Linked DNA regions of Homo sapiens: region 2 is linked to region 1. Evidence: read pairs that join two places in POLR2A ChIA-PET (ENCODE). Cell type or tissue: B cell. All regions are shown on one strand. Links, peaks and the distances in the headings refer to the core of each region. The heading gives the core; the rest is flanking DNA. Region 1 has its middle 32 kb from the start of ZNF709. Region 2 overlaps ZNF791 (zinc finger protein 791).

The links. Peaks named below come from ENCODE experiments on the same cell type or tissue, not always from the same donor. Only the 100,000 strongest peaks of a DNase experiment are listed, where the experiment ranks them.
Region 2: POLR2A ChIA-PET joins it to region 1 with 7 read pairs; 2 of 35 experiments call an interaction of 5 or more read pairs at or near these places.

What each region holds. Positions count from the first base shown.
Region 1 is chr19:12,514,820-12,519,213 of GRCh38, forward strand. No RefSeq gene overlaps it. Among named protein-coding and RNA genes, the nearest start is that of ZNF709, 32 kb to the left of the region's middle. In B cell, for the core only: no CTCF peak of the experiment used is centred there; no DNase peak of the experiment used is centred there.
Region 2 is chr19:12,620,402-12,624,795 of GRCh38, forward strand. It overlaps ZNF791 (zinc finger protein 791), which reads left to right. Exons shown (of 4, transcript NM_153358.3): 2 at 3,299-3,425; 3 at 4,249-4,309. Among named protein-coding and RNA genes, the nearest start is that of ZNF791, 12 kb to the left of the region's middle. In B cell, for the core only: no CTCF peak of the experiment used is centred there; a DNase peak (open chromatin) is centred at 255; H3K27ac peaks cover 1,152 bases.

The DNA of each region.
Region 1 (4,394 bases), core at 303-4,302:
AAATGAGTCTTTATCTGAGCCTGACCATGCCAGATTTACTTCACATATACAAATTACAGTTGGACCACAATGACCCTATGTATGCCAAAACAAACACATTGCCCAGAAAATAGTTAGCCTGAGAAAGGACAGAACACCCCAAGCATGTCTTCACATGAATCTTTTGCTTTCCAGGGCTCTGCTTCTCAGAATCTGCACTCCTGTAGCTGTTCTGAGCAACCAGAGGCCACCTACGGAGACAACAGGCTGCCCAGAAAGCCACATGAGGAGCTCCATTTCCCTCCCTTTGCAGGCTCCAGACTGGCCTCAGGTTGGAGTCACTGGCTGCAGGCGCTGCTGCCCACTGCAGGTTCTTCACCTGCTTCTCACCAGCACTGATCAGCTACATGAGACAAAGACTCTCTATCGTACTGTATGAGAAAGAAACCAGCAAAGTCCTACGTTTCCTCCTGTGTTTACATACAAATCAGAGGAAGAAAATCTTAAAATATTTTATATGGATTAAAACACTGGAGTGGGCGTAAGTAATGGCTTGTGCCTGTAATCCCAGCACTTTGGGAGGCTGCAGTGGGAGGATCGCTTGAGCCCAGGAATTCAAGACCAGCTTGGGCAGCATAGATTTTCACCTCTAGAAAAAAATTTAAAAACTTAGCAGTGCATGGTGATGCGCATCCATGGTCCCAGCTACTCAGGAGGCTGAGGCAGGAGGATCACTTGAGCCTAAGAGGTCAGCACTGCAGCGAGCCAAGATTGTGCCACTGCACTCCAGCCTGGGCAACAGAGTTAGACTCTGTCTCTAAAAAGATTTAAATAAATATATTTTAAAATTGGCAAATAAGCATTCCTTTTAGAAAACAAAGATGCTAGCGAACTATTATTTTCACATTAACACTTATGAAAAGAACTAATCAAATGTGAGCTCTTCCCTTTTTTCTCTGTTTCAGTGGCCACCTGACCTTCACAGTACATGGTTGTCACCAGGTGCTCTGTGGCTGGGGATGTTCATGTCCAGTTTATCCATCTGAATCTCTCTCAACCCCACCCCACCACCATTGACCCACCCAATTATTTCTGTAGCTAAACATTAAGCATTGTATAAATAACTGTCCCTTTCAAAGAGGACTCAGGTTGAATACACCTGTGATTCTCTCAGATCCTCTGATATAATCATTTGCATTTGTCTTCCAGGATAGACTGTGATATCTTGAGTAGGAACCTCATTCATTGTATTTGCTTCTGTTCCCCCAAACCTGTGTCACCACCTGATCATTGAGGACACAGAAAATTTATTTTATTTATTTTTTTGAGATGGAGTCTCACTTTTTTTTTTGAGATGGAGTCACCCAGGCTGGAGTGCAGTGGCATGATCTCAGCTCACTGCAACCTCCACCTCCCACGTCAAGCGATTCTCCTGGTCAGCCTCCAGAGTAGCTGAGATTACAGGCATGCCTCACCAAACCTTGCTAATTTTTTTGCATTTTTAGTAGAGACAGGGTTTCACCATGTTGGCCAGGCTGGTCTCGAACTCCTGACCTCAAATGATCCACCCGCCTCAGCCTCCCAATGTGCTGGGATTACAGGCATGAACCACCGCGCCCAGCCAACACAGAATATTTTAAGCTGACCATCAACCTGCTGTAAACATTGGAGATCTCAGCACAACCCTAAAACATCCACACCCCAGGGAGAGTATACAGATATTAACGTGCCCTCACTACAAGGAGCTCCACTGACTCCCTTTCTGGAAAATGACTCAAATCGGTTTTCTGGAGGACTATATGCAATTAATAGATATAAAAATAACATGTTGTTTGCTTTTATTTACATGATTTACCATTTCTGTTTGTTTTTGAGACAGGGTCTTAGTCTGTCACCCATGCTGGGGTGCGGTGGCTTAATCTTGGCTCACTGCAACCTCCACCTCCTGGGCTCAAGCAATCCTCCCACCCCAACCCCTTGAGTAGCTGGGACTACAGGTGTGCACCAACATGTTTGGCTAATATTTAAATTTTTGGTAGAGATGAGGTCCCACTATATTGCCCAGGCTGGTCTCAAACTCCTGAAATCAAGCAGTTCTTCTGATTCAGCCTCCCTAAGTGCTGGGATTACAGGCGTGAGCCACTGTGCCTGGCTGATTTAACTTTCATAGGTTGTTAAGAAAGCGATTAACCCTGTGAACCATGGTTGGATTTCACTGATTCTCAAAACTTGTAGTGAATTCTTATAATTTTATGTTGCCTTGACATCCATTTTAAATACAAGTTTAACTTTCTCATAGGAGAAGCAGGGTTTATTCACTGTTAACACTGTTTCCAGTTCTCCACCTCCTCCCAGTTCCTTAATGTAGTGAATCCATATATCTGCCTTAGACAACTGATACCCAGTGACCACCTCGTTATAGGACAGCCAGATATAACGTTCATACTGGCCTCACTGACCCCCACGCTTCATATGAACTGTGTAGGTGTGCTACAGTAACCACCTCTCAGTCACACTGTGATCTCCTTGAACTTGTGCCTGCTTGCTTTAAACCCATCAATTAAAATTCCCTAGGGGAAACTTTTGTGTCTTTTTTGGTTTGTTTGTTTTTGAGTCGGCGTCTCGCTCTGTCGCCCAGACTGGAGTGCAGTGGCATGCTCTCGGCTCACTGCAACCTCCACCTCCCAGCTTCAAGCAATTCTCCTGCCTCAGCCTCCCAAGTCTCTGGGACTATAAGCACGTACCACCACGCCCGGCCAATTTTTTCTATTTTTAACAGAGTTGGGGTTTCACCGTGTTAGCCAGGATGGTCTTGATCTCCTGACCTCGTGATCCACCGGCCTTCGCCTCCCAAAGTGCTGGGATTACATACGTGAGGCACCTCGCCCGGCTGTATCCCTAGGGGAAACTTTCGGTAACACCCTGGACTCTAATAAAGGTACTGACCCATGGGTTCATCCATTTCTCCCTTTCTCTCCATGTGGTCCCTCTGTGTGTGTGGCCTCCGTGTATACTGTGTATCCTCCAGGACCTGTAAGTAATAAAATCCTTATTTCCATCTTATGTCTCTCGTAATCATTGAAAGGGTGCTCTCCATTTTAAAGATCCTAAATTATTACAATTGGTATAGTTGGCAGGATACAGAGTGATTCTCATGATTAGCACAAGTTATCTTTGAGTTGCTATAGCTTATTAACATCATAAATCATCTGGGCAACCACACTGGTGAGGTAGTAGTATTTGCTGTAATAAATGAAATAGAGATGAAAAAACAACACAAGGCCAGGCGTGGTGGCTCACGCCTGTAATCCCAGCACTTTGGGAGGCCAAGGCAGGCGGATCATGAGGTCAGGAGATCGAGACCATCTTGACTAACACGTTGAAATCCCGTCTGTACTAAAAATACATAAAAAAAAAATTAGCCAGGCATAGTGGCAGGTGCCTGTAGTCCCAGCTACTCCGGAGGCTGAGGCAGGAGAGTCACTTCAACCTGGGAGGCAGAGGTTACAGTGAGCCGAGATCGCGCCACTGCACTCCCGCCTGGGTGACAAAGCAAGACTCTGTCTCAAAAAAAAAAAAAAAAAAGAAAGAAAGATCAACAAAATGAAGAGTTTTTTTAAAAAGGTAAAATCAGCAAAGCTCTAGCCTGACTCACTAGATAAAAATAGCAGATTCAAATAAAGAAATTCAGATGTGAAAAAAAAGGAGTTGGCCGGGCATGGTGGCTCACACCTATAATCCCAGCACTTTGGGAGGCCAGGCGGGTGGATCACCTGAGGTCAGGAGTTCGAGACCAGCCTGGCCAACATGGTGAACCCCGTCTCTACTAAAAATACAAAAATTAGCTGGGCTTGGTGGCGGGCACCTGTAATCCCAGCTACTCGGGAGTCTGAGGCAGGAGAATCGCTTCAACTGGGGAGGCAGAGGTGACAGTGAGCTGAGATCGTGCCATTGCACTCCAGCCTGGGAGACAAGAGCGAGACTTCATCTCAAAAAAAAAAAAAAGAAAAGAAAAGAAAAAGAAAAAAAAGGAGTTGGCTGGGTGTGGTGGCTCACGCCTATGATCCCAGCACTTTGGAAGGCTGAGGAAGGAGGATCACTTGAGGTCAGGAGTTCAAGACAAGCCTGGCCAACATGGTAAAACCCCGTCTCTACTAAAAATACAAAAAATTAGCTGGGCATGGTGGCGCATGCCTGTAATCCCAGCTACTCAGGAAGCTGAGACAGGAGAATCACTTGAACACGGGACGGGGAGGTTGCAGTGAGCGGAGATCGCACCACTGCACTCCAGCCTGGACGACAGAACAAGACTGTCTCAAAACAACAACAAAACAACAAAAAAAACAGGGTCATTCCAACTTATACTAAAGAAATAGAAAGAATTATAAAACAGACTATTATGAACAACTACACAC
Region 2 (4,394 bases), core at 119-4,118, 110 kb after region 1:
CTGGGCTCAAACGATCTGCCCACCTCAGCCTCCCAAAGTGCTGGGATTATAGGCATGAGCCATCACGCCTGGCCAAAATGTTTATTTTCTATTAAATGTAAATGTAAATAAACCTTACAGAGAGCACCCAGGCATGCAGATGGACTTGTCACGAGGGAGAGCTCCCTGGAGCCAAATTTCTTCCTGCTCAGACCATAGTCCTAATTACTTAAGAAAACCCCTTCTAACTGTGTGGATCTTTTAACGTATGGTGCACATGAGTGCATGGAAATGAGAGAACCTGGGACAACAGCCCCTAGAGTGTCTGTCTGGGATCACTTCCTCCTGAAACTGGAGAAAGGGGATTTATGTTCTTTTTTTTTTTTTTTTTTTTTTTTGAGATAGAGTCTCGCTCTGTTGCCCAGGCTGGACTGCAGTGGTGCGATCTTGGCTCACTGCAACCTCTGCCTCCCGGGTTCAAGCGATTCTCCTGCCTCTGCCTCCCGAGTAGCTGAGATTACATGCATGCACCACCATGCCCAACTAATTTTTGTATTTTTAGTAGAGGCAGGGTTTCTCCATGTTGGCCAGGGTGGTCTCGAACTCCTGACCTGAGGTGATCCACCTGCCTCGGCCTCCCACAGTGCTGGGATTACAGGCATGAGCCATCCTGACCCAGATTTTATGTTCTTTTGGAGGTATGAAATTACCTGTTAATTTTATAATCATGGGCAAATTCACCATCAGACCATTGTGGACATCAGTGAAGTCCCCTGAAAATTGATACTGTCAATCTATTCTTCAAGGTCAGCAAAGCCCAGATGACATGATTATGGATCTTCCAGAAAGTGCTCTTCTGACATTTTATCTCAATGTGTATATGTATTTGTGCTAAAAATTGGTTGGAAGCAGTTCTGAGGCTCATGGGTATAACGATTTTGTGAAAGTCTAAGTTGTGAGGGCCCCTTCCTTGTGCCTGAGCTGTCTTCCCAGTAACTTCCTAGTCTCACGAAATGGGACAGAAAGTAAAAGGAAAAACTGGGTCTATGATAGATATTACACACACAGCCGGGCGTGGTCGCTCATGCCTGTAATGCCAACACATAGGGATATATATATATCGGAAACAAGTTGAAATTAATACGTCTCTAAAAGAGTATTTCCATTCAGTCAGCAGAATCTGAGTGCTTCTGATGGCCTCAAATACTTCAGGACGATATAGGCAGCTAGACCTTCTTAAAAGTTGGATTTCCACAAGCCTCCTGGCCTCTCATGTATAACAAAAGGGGATAGAAGATTCTCAATGTGTATTTACTTATTAAAACCTCCACCTCGGTGGGGGGTCAGCCCCCCTGCCCGGCCAGCCGCCCCGTCCGGGAGGGAGGTGGGGGGGGTCAGCCCCCCCGCCCGGCCAGCCGCCCCGTCCGGGAGGTGAGGGGCGCCTCTGCCCGGCCACCACCCCGTCTGGGAGGTGTGCCTAACAGCTCATTGAGAACGGGCCAGGATGACAATGGCGGCTTTGTGGAATAGAAAGGCGGGAAAAGTGGGGAAAAGATTGAGAAATCGGATGGTTGCCGTGTCTGTGTAGAAAGTAGACATGGGAGACTTTTCATTTTGTTCTGCACTAAGAAAAATTCCTCTGCCTTGGGATCCTGTTGATCTGTGACCTTACCCCCAACCCTGTGCTCTCTGAAACATGTGCTGTGTCCACTCAGAGTTAAATGGATTAAGGGCGGTGCAAGATGTGCTTTGTTAAACAGATGCTTGAAGGCAGCATGCTCGTTAAGAGTCATCACCACTCCCTAATCTCAAGTAATCAGGGACACAAACACTGCGGAAGGCCGCAGGGTCCTCTGCCTAGGAAAACCAGAGACCTTTGTTCACTTGTTTATCTGCTGACCTTCCCTCCACTATTGTCCCATGACCCTGTCAAATCCCCCTCTGTGAGAAACACCCAAGAATTATCAATAAAAAAATAAATTAAAAAAAATAATAAATAAAAAAAATAATAAAAAAAAGACTGTCTCAAACAAAAAAAAAAAAAAAAAAAAACCTCCACCTCATTTAATCCCATATCTTAAGGAATGCTGAATGATTTGGGTAATAAGAAATTAGGCTGTGGGCTGGGTATGGTTATTCATACCTGTTATCACAACACTTTGGGAGGCCGGGGCAGGAGGATCACTTGGGGCCGAGAGTTAAAGGTCAACCTGGACAATATAACAAAACCCCAGCCGGAGGCAGTGGCTCACGCCTGTAATCCCAGCACTTTGGGTGGCCGAGGAGGGTGGATCACGAGGTCGGGAGTTCAAGACCAGCCTAGCCAAGATGGTGAAACCCCATCTCTACTAAAAATACAAAAAATTAGCTGGGCGTGGTGGCACGCGCCTATAATCCCAGCTACTTCGGAGGCTGAGGCAGAGAATTGCTTAAACCTGGAGGGGCGGAGGTTGCAGTGAGCCGAGATCGCACCACTGCACTCCTGCCTGGGTTACAGAGTGAGACTCCGTCTCAAAAAAAAAAAAAAAAAGAAAGAAAAAAAACCCATTTATCTGGGAGTGGTGTTGCACATCTGTAGTCCTAACTACTCGTGAAGCTGAGGCAGGAGGATGTCTTGGGGGCCCAGGGATTTGAGGCTACAGTGAGTTAGGATTGCTGCACTTGAGCCTAGGTGACAGAGCAAGACCCTGTCTCTTAGAAAACAACAAACAAACAAACAAGAAATAAGAATTTATCTCATAAAGAATTGAAGATCTTGCCTGTAATCTCAGCAATTTGAGAGGCCAAGGCTAGTGAATCGCTTGAGCTGAGGAGTTTGAGACCAGCCTGGGCAACATGGCAAAACCCCATCTCTACAAAAAATATACACAAAATACTTACCTAGGTGTAGTGGTGTGTTCCTGTAGTCCCAGCTACTCAGGAGGCTGAGGTTGGAGGATTGCTTGAGCCGGGAGGACTAGGCTCCAATGAACTGTGATTGTACCACTGCACTCCAGCCTAGGTAGCAGAGCGAGACCATCTATGTCTCAAAAAGGAAGAAAAAAAAATTGATCCTAAAATTTGTCTCATTTGTGTAGGATTTCTTTCATTTTTCTAAGTTGAACTAGATACTACCATTAGAGAGCAATAGGACTTACAGTGACCACAGTGAAGATGTAGCTATAAGTTTATGTGTTCAATGTGCTGTTACATTTCTAACAATTGAGTCATGCACTAAATGTTTGGAGACCACAAAATCGTGTGTGAATTTCTTATGAATTGAGGATACCTCTCATCCTTGTCAATCTCACCTATTCTCTACTTATATTGGATGTTTCAGGACTCAGTGGCTTTTGAGGATGTGTCTGTGAGCTTCAGCCAGGAGGAGTGGGCTCTGCTGGCTCCTTCACAGAAGAAACTCTACAGAGATGTGATGCAGGAAACATTCAAGAACCTGGCATCTATAGGTAAGGATGACATCATTTTTTCTTTTTTCTTTTTTTTTTTTTTTGGGGGGGGACAGAGTTTCACTATTGTCCAGGCTGGAGAGCAATGGCACAATCTCAGCTCACCACAACCTCAGCCTCCCAGGTTCAAGCAATTCTCCTACCTCAGCCTCCCGAGTAGCTGGGATTACAGGCACGTGCCACCATGCCTGGCTAATTTTTTTCTTTTTAGTAGAGACGGGATTTCACCATGTTGGTCAGGCTGGTCTTGAACTCCTGACCACAGGTAATCTGCCCGCTTCAGCCTCCCAAAGTGCTGGGATTACAGGCATGAGCCACTGTGCCTGGCCTTCTTTTTTTTTTTTTTTTTTGAGTCTCGTCCTGTTCCCCAGGGTGGAGTGCAGTGGCGGGATCTTGGCTCACTGTAACCTCCGCCTCCTGGGTTCAAGCAATTCTCCTGCCTCAGCCTCCCGAGTAGCTGGGATTACAGGTGCCCACCACCATGCCCGGCTAATTTTTGTATTTTTAGTAGAGACGGGGTTTTATCATGTTGGCCAGGCTGGTCTCGAACTCCTGACCTCAGGTGATCCACCCGCCTCAGCCTCCCAAAGTGTGGGGATTACAGGCATGAGCCACCGCACCCCAGTGACATCATTTTTTCATATCGTCAGTTAGAGAACTGCCATTTCTTGCTCATAATCACTGTTCCGAGATTTGGAATCTGAAAAGGAAACACTTCTGTAAATAAACCAGGCATGGTTACAGCTCATTGTGAACCTATAATCTAATAATATTTGTATAATTTTTAATAATTTATCATGATTATTCTTGATCTACATTTTAGGGGAAAAATGGGAAGACCCGAATGTTGAAGATCAACACAAAAACCAAGGACGAAATCTAAGGTGAGTTGCACTCACAAGAAGTAACAGTGTTCCTTGAAAGAATCTTAAAAATGTTATGGCCGGGCACGGTGGCTCACACCTGTAA